Regions from separate parts of the Homo sapiens genome. Here regions 1 and 2 are each linked to region 3. A link is an interaction called in ENCODE POLR2A ChIA-PET data of the cell type or tissue named here. Cell type or tissue: PC-9. All regions are shown on one strand. Region 1 has its middle 4.8 kb from the start of CAPN12. Region 2 overlaps AKT2 (AKT serine/threonine kinase 2). Region 3 overlaps RYR1 (ryanodine receptor 1).

Region 1 (2,500 bases), 170 kb after region 3:
CTGAGACAGGGTCTGACTCTGTTGCCCAGGCTGGAGTGCAGTGGCACAATCTTGGCTCACTGCAGCCTTGACCTCCCGGGCTCAAGCAATCCTCCTGCCTCAGCTTCCTGAGTAGCTGGGACCACAGGCTTGTGCCACCATACCCAGCAAATTTTTAGACTTTTTGGTGGAATGGAGTCTCACTTTGTTGCCAGGGCTGGTCTTGAATCCCTGAGCTCAAGCAAACTTCCCATGTCAGCTTCCCAAAGTGCTAGGATTATAGGCCTGACCCACTGCACCTGGCCAGATGTACAACTTTCAAACCACTGAAGTAGCTTAAAATGAAAGGAAAAGAAAATGTAATCTATTTGGCAATGGTCGAAAAGCAAAGGAAAATGCAGCGAATCATAGAAAATAAAAGCAAAAAGCATCACACAATGACCTAAATAAAACCAAGCATATCAGTTATAACAACATTATGCAAATGTGTGAAACGTACTTGGGAACATCAACAAACAAAATTCAACTGTTTAGCTTTCAAAACACTTTCCAAAGATAACACCACCAAGTTTTAAAATAAAAGGATTAGAAATAGCTATCAGTCAAAAGCAGATACACAAAAATCAGGGCAAATCTGATATTAGAGAAAACCGGATTTAAAGCAGATAGCATTACTTTGGACAAAAGGAGTTATTTTCTATTGATAAAGTGTATGATCCAGAATGAAAAGTGATTGGATGGGTGCAGTGGCTCATGCCTGCAATCCCAGCACTTTGGAAGGCTGAGGCAGGTGGATCACTTGAGGTCGGCAGTTTGAGACCAGCCTGGCCGACATGGTGAAACCCCGTCTCTATTAAAAATACAAAAATTAGCTGGGCATAGTGGTGCATGCCTGTAATCTCAGCTACTCGGGAGGCTAAGGCTCAAGAATCACTTGAACCCAGGAGGTGGAGGTTGCAGTGAGCCCAGATTGTGCCAGTGCACTCCAGCCTGGGTGACAGGACAAGACTCTGTCTAAAAAAAAAAAAAAAAAGGCTGGGAGCGATGGCTCACGCCTGTAATCTCAGCAGTTTGGGAGGCCCAGGCAGACGGATTACTCAAGGTCAGGAGTTCAAAACTAGCCTGGCCAACATGGTGAAACCTGGCTCCACTAAAAATACAAAAAGCCAGGTGTGGTGTGTGCCTGTAATCCCAGCTACTCACGAGGCTGAGGCAGGAGAATCACTTGAACCTGGGAGGCAGAGGTTGCAGTGAGACACTGCACTCCAGCCTGGGTGACAGTGTGAGACTCCATCTCAAAAAAAAAAAAAAGTGATCATTTATTACACTATTAGAAACAAAAGGAAAAATACACAGAAACACAGTAGTGGTCATGGGTAATTTGAAACCACCATTATTCTTCAAATATCAAGTCTTTTAAAATGTGATATTTTGAATAATAGAATACAGTGAATTTAATATATATGCACACTCATTACATCTATATACACTCATGATTTTCAAGCATATATCAAACATTTGCAAAGACTCAATTTAAAAAATAAAAGGCCGAGCACGGTGGCTCACGTCTGTAATCCCAGCACTTTGGGAAGCCGAAGCGGGCAGATCACCTGAGGTCAGGAGTTCGAGACCAGCCTGGCTAACATGGTGAAACCCCGTTTCTACTAAAAATACAAAAATTAGCCGGGCATGGTGGCAGGCACCTGTAGTCCCAGCTACTTGGGAGGCTGATACAGGAGAATCACTTGAACTTAGGAGGCAGAGGTTGCAGTGAGCCGAGATCGCACCACTACACTCCAGCCTGGGCAACAGAACAAGACTCTGTCTCAAAAATAAAAAGGCTGGGTGAGGTGGCTCACGCCTGTAATCCCAGCACTTTGGCAGGCTGAGGTGGGCGGATCACAAGGTCAGGAGATCCAGACAATCCTGGCTAACACAGTGAAACCCCATCTCTACTAAAAATACAAAAATTAGCTGGGCATGGTGGCGTGTGCCTGTAGTCCCAGCTGCTGGGGAGACTGAGGCAGGAGAATGGTGTGAACCCAGGAGGCGGAGCTTGCAGTGAGCCAAGATTGCGCCACTGCACTCCAGACTGGGCAACAGAGCGAGACTCCATCTCAAAAAAAAGAAAAAAGAAAAGCGCCTCTGAGACCAGCTGAATAACATCAAGCAAACAAACATATGTATAATAGGACTCTGGGGAAAGGAGAGGAAGGAGAAAAATTTTTGAAGCATTAATGGCTGGAAACTTTTCAAACTTGGTGTAAACGTTAATTTACACAAACTCCAAGAAGTATAAATACAAAGAGAGCCATATCTAGATTCATCGTAGTAAATGTCAGGCCTTTGAGCTTAAGCTAAGCTATCATTATCTTTTGTGACTTGCACATACACATCTAGATGGCCGGTTCCTGCCTTAACTGATGACATTCCACCACAAAAGAAGAACCCCTCAACCCCTTCTCCTTCACCGTTAGTGGCAAGTCCCGCTTTTCTGGGGGAGGGGCAAGTACCCCAACCC
Region 2 (2,500 bases), 1.7 Mb after region 3:
ACAGAGACAGGAATAGAGCTGGGAGAGGCCTGAAGGTCAGGTTGGGATGTGGCACTTATGAGGACCTTGAAGACACTTGGGGAGATGTGTCCAAGGAGCAGCCTGGGACAGGCTGGGAGTTCTAGTGAGACACTGAGGTTGGGAACAGATGTGTCAGGGTCACCAGCACATGTGGAGAGCAATCAGGAAAAGGCTTCATGCAGAGCAGCGTGGGACGGGGACTGGGTTCCACAGCATGGCAGGAGAGGATAGTGGTCTGAGCTAAGGCACTGGCAGTGGAGATGGGGGTGCCTCTGTAATGTTCTTAGCAGGCAGAACAACAGGACATGGTGACCCATCAGGTCAGCAAGGAAGGAAGGCGGCAGAAAGGGGCAGCGATGTGGACAGGACCATATTCTCCAAGGCTCAGTCAAGAGCTTGGGGCTTGTGAAACTTCACTGCCAGGGTCTGGCTGGAAGACATCCCTTTGGGTATTACAGAGGGACAGAGGACGCGAGGCCAGCCCTGTGACCAGCTGAGTGGGAAGCTGTGACCCCTCTACGTCCGAGGGACAGAGGATGGAGGCTGTTACCAAAGCACAGGATGGGAGGCACCTGCCACCAGTTGGGGACTCCAAGGCCTGGCTGACAGAAGCTGGAACCACAAGGAGGCGATGCATGGGGCTGGGTGTGGGCAAATGCCCTGGCTTCTCCCTCCCTCCCACTCTGCATCTCCCCGCAGGACAGCCCCGCCTGGCCAGCTAACAAGGAGGGAGAGCAGGGGAAGGGTGAAAACAGATCCAAGGGCAAGCAGGCCCAGGACAGGCCCATGGCTCAATGACCAAGTCCCACAAGCCCCTAAGACGTGCCAGCCATCCTGTGAGCACCAGAACACTGACCCACTCATCCCAAGACACACCTGCTACGGAGAAGTTGTTTAAGGGGGGTAGAGTCTGATCAGGGGCCTCGGGCCTCTCCTTGTACCCAATGAAGGAGCCGTCGCTCTTCAGCAGGAAGTACCGTGGCCTCCAGGTCTTGATGTATTCACCTGAAATGAGGCAGGAAGGGAGGGAGAGAGGTTAGGACAAGGTTGAGTGATGTCCCAGGTAGGCGGCAGGAGGCCCAGTGTGACGGTGACTCACAAGGGGTACCACGGGGCGGGGAGGTGCGGGGGACACACGAGAATGCCTCTCCCAGAGGAGCCCTCCAGGTGGCCCCTGCTGACGCAGGCTGGGGCACTGGGCTGAGCCCGGGTGATCCACAGGTCATGCCTGGCAGGAAGGTGCCAGCAGCAGTGCCCTGGGGCACCAGTTGCCTCAGCGTGTGGCAAGGAGCAAGCTGTCTGTGCCAGCTCCTGGCCTAGTCCCAGGGGAGGCCCAGGCTTCCAAACACACATGCCCTGTGGCCCTGTAAGGCCAAATCCCATGGGCTGGGATTCACCAATACAGCTGTGCAGGTAGCTCCAATGCCAAAACACTTCTGTGCCAGGCAGGGTGGCACTGCTGCCACACCCTCCCAGCGCCCCTTGACTCTTTCCAACTGTTCTTCACCATGAATATCCAAGCACCCTATGCACACAAACACACACACACACACACACACACACACACACACGAACCCACTCATCAGAGAGCTGCTAAGGATTAAAAGGAGATGGTGAAACACATCCACACAAAAACTTACACACAAATGTCCTCAACAGCATTATTCATAACAGCCATCGAGTGGAAACGACCCTAATGTCCATCAACAACGAATGGATAAACAAAATGTAGCAGATTCATACAACGGAAAACTATTCAGTCATAAAAAGAAACGAAGTACTGAGACATGCTGCCATGTGGAGGGACCGTAACTTATGCTAAGTGAAAGAAGCCAGTCACAAAGGACCACGTATCATTATGACTCCATTTATATAAAATGCCCAGAACAGGCAAATCTACAGAGATGAAAAGTAGGGCCCGGCACGGTGGCGCACACCTGTAATCCCGGCACTTTGGGAGGCCGAGGCGAGCGGATCACCTGAGGTCGGGAGTTGGAGACCAGCCTGACCAACATGGAGAAACCCCATCTCTACTAAAAATACAAAATTAGCCAGGCATGGTGGTGCATGCCTATAATCCCACTACTTGGGAGGCTGAGGCAGGAGACTCCTTGAACCTGGGAGGCAGAGGTTGCCGTGAGCCGAGATCACACCATTGCACTCCAGCCTGGGCAACAAGAGCGAAACTCCGTCTCGAAAAAAAAAAAAAAAAAACAAAAAAAAAAACCTGAGTATGGTGATGGATGCACAACTCTGAACATACTAAAACCAACTGAACTGTATGCTTTAAATGGATGAATCATGTAGTACATCAGTTTTACCTCAACATGGCTATTAAACACCAGCACAGTGGCTCCCACCTGTAAAATCCTAGCACTTTGGGAGGCTGAGGCAGGCTTAAGTCTGGAGTTTGAGACGAGCCTGGGCAACATAGTGAGATCTGGTCTCCACAAAAAATGTTTTTTAATTAGCCAGGAGT
Region 3 (2,500 bases):
GCGTTAGGAGGGTTCCCAACGTCGGGTGTTCCTGACCAAAGAATGACTCCTGGGACCCTGAGTGGCTGTGACCCTAGGGTATCTTCTTATCCACACAAGGCTCCTTATCCCCCTAGACATCTTATTAGTATTATTATTACTATTTTTTTTTAAATAGCTGGGATTGGGTGTGGTGGCTCACGCCTGTACTCCCAACACTTTGAGAAGCCAAGGCTGGTGGATCACTGGAGCCCAGAGTTTGAGACCAGCCTGGGCAATATAGTGAGATCCTCTCTCTACAGAAAATTTAAAAATTAGCTGGGGCTGGGCGTGCTGGCTTACGCCTGTAGTCCCAGCACTTTGGGAGGCCGAGGCAGGCAGATCACTTGAGGTCAGGAGTTCAAGACAAACCTGGCACTGGGCATGGCAGCAGGTGCCTGTAATCCCAGCTACTCAGGAGGCTGAGGCAGGAGAATGGCTTGAATCCAGGAGGTGGAGGCTGCAGTGAGCCAAGATCGCACCACTGCACTCCAGCCTGGGCGACAGAATGAGAATCCATCTCAACAACAACAACAACAAAAACACAAAAAATTAGCCAGGCAGACAGGCACAGTGGCTCAGGCCTATAATCCCAGCACTTTGGGAGGCGGAGGCAGAGGTTTGCTTGAGCTCAAACGTTTAAGACCAGCTTGGGCAACTTTTGTAGAGACGGTGAAACCCTGTCTCTACAAACAATACAAAAATTAGCCAGGCGTGGTGGTGCACACCTGTAGTCCCAGCCACTCAACAAGCTGCGGTGGGAGGATGGCTTGAGCCCAGGAGGCAGAGGTTTCAGTGAGCTGCATGTGCACCACTGCACTCCAGCGTGGATAACAGAGCGAGACCCTGTCTCTAACAAAAAACAGAGAGTGGCCAGGTGCGGTGGCTCAGGCCTGTAATCCCAGCACTTTGGGTTGGGAGGCCGAGGTGGGTGGATCACTTGAGGCCAGGAGTTAGAGACCAGCCTGGCCATCATGGTGAAACCCATCTCTACTAAAAATACAAAAATTAGCTGGGTGTGGTGACCCACGCCTGTGGTCCCAGCTACTTTGGAGGCTAAGGCAGGAGAATCGCTTGAACCCGGGAGGCGGAGGTTGCAGTGAGCTGAGATTGCAACACTGCACTCCAGCCTGGGCAACAGACTAAGACTCCATCTCAAAAAAAAAAAAAAAAAAATTAGCTGGGTGTGGTTACCCACACCTGTGGTCTCAGCTACTTGGCAGGCTTAGCCTCCTTCACTTGAACCTGAGAGGCGGAGGTTGCAGTGAGCTGAGATTGCGCCATAGCATTCCAGCCTGGGTGACAAGTGTGAAACTCCATCTCAAAAAAAAAAAAAAAAAAAGACAGAGGAAGAGATGATGGAGTCTCGCTATGTTGCCCAGACTGGTCTTCAACTCCTGACCTCAAGTGATGCTCCTGCCTCAGCCCCCCAAAGCACTGGGGATACAGGCATGAGCCACCACACCCGGCCCAGAACATCCTTTGGCTCCCTCAGTGTGCCCTTAGATTGCCAGATTATTTCCTTCTGGAGGGGGCTCTCATCTCCCCGCAGGATGCCTTCTCACCCGGAATGCCCTGATCCTCCATGTACTCCCCAAACAGAGCTGGCACCCGACCCCCAGGGCACAGCTGACTCTCGAGTGGCCCCTACCCTCCAGAGTGCTCCTCGTGTGTCCCTGCCTTCCCCCTGACCCCTGGCCCTGTGTGCCCACAGTCCTTCCTGTACCTGGGCTGGTATATGGTGATGTCCCTCTTGGGACACTACAACAACTTCTTCTTTGCTGCCCATCTCCTGGACATCGCCATGGGGGTCAAGACGCTGCGCACCATCCTGTCCTCTGTCACCCACAATGGGAAACAGGTGTGGGGAGGACCTGGCTGTGGGGCGTGGGCCAGCAGGGACCAGCGTGGCAGTGGGTGGTGAAGGGATAAGGGCCGGGCAGCTGGGCTGAGGAGGGGCAAGGCCAGGTGCGCTGAGCCGGGGGTGTGTGGGGCAGCAAGGTAGAGCCACAGGGACTGAACCGGGGCCAGGACCCAGCATGGGCAGGGTGGGGGGAGGGCAAGCCCAGGGCGGAGCTGACCTGGCCCCATCCTGCCCCCAGCTGGTGATGACCGTGGGCCTTCTGGCGGTGGTCGTCTACCTGTACACCGTGGTGGCCTTCAACTTCTTCCGCAAGTTCTACAACAAGAGCGAGGATGAGGATGAACCTGACATGAAGTGTGATGACATGATGACGGTGAGCCCCTCCCCTAGCACTCTGGGACCCTTCCTTCTCGCATCTGTTGAAGGAGTTAATAATGGTACCTCCAGGCCGGGCGTGGTGCCTCCAGCCTGCAATCCCAGTGCGTCGGGAGGCCGAGGCGGGACGATTACTTGAGTCCAGGAGTTGGAAACCAGCCTGGGCAACAAAGCAAAAATCCTGTCTCTATAAAAAAAAATTTAAACGTTAGCTGGGTGTTGTGTTGTGTGCCTGGAGGCTAA

Evidence for each region. Peaks named below come from ENCODE experiments on the same cell type or tissue, not always from the same donor. Only the 100,000 strongest peaks of a DNase experiment are listed, where the experiment ranks them.
Region 1: POLR2A ChIA-PET joins it to region 3 with 6 read pairs; 2 of 35 experiments call an interaction of 5 or more read pairs at or near these places.
Region 2: POLR2A ChIA-PET joins it to region 3 with 8 read pairs; 1 of 35 experiments calls an interaction of 5 or more read pairs at or near these places.

What each region holds. Positions count from the first base shown.
Region 1 is chr19:38,748,051-38,750,550 of GRCh38, forward strand. No RefSeq gene overlaps it. Among named protein-coding and RNA genes, the nearest start is that of CAPN12, 4.8 kb to the left of the region's middle. In PC-9, no CTCF peak of the experiment used is centred here; no DNase peak of the experiment used is centred here.
Region 2 is chr19:40,256,029-40,258,528 of GRCh38, forward strand. It overlaps AKT2 (AKT serine/threonine kinase 2), which reads right to left. Exons shown (of 14, transcript NM_001626.6): 3 at 898-1,026. Among named protein-coding and RNA genes, the nearest start is that of MIR641, 25 kb to the right of the region's middle. RefSeq lists an enhancer at 232-974. In PC-9, no CTCF peak of the experiment used is centred here; a DNase peak (open chromatin) is centred at 1,213; H3K27ac peaks cover 1,856 bases.
Region 3 is chr19:38,578,250-38,580,749 of GRCh38, forward strand. It overlaps RYR1 (ryanodine receptor 1), which reads left to right. Exons shown (of 106, transcript NM_000540.3): 100 at 1,733-1,879; 101 at 2,121-2,255. Among named protein-coding and RNA genes, the nearest start is that of MAP4K1-AS1, 17 kb to the right of the region's middle. RefSeq lists an enhancer at 1,302-1,803. In PC-9, no CTCF peak of the experiment used is centred here; a DNase peak (open chromatin) is centred at 1,252.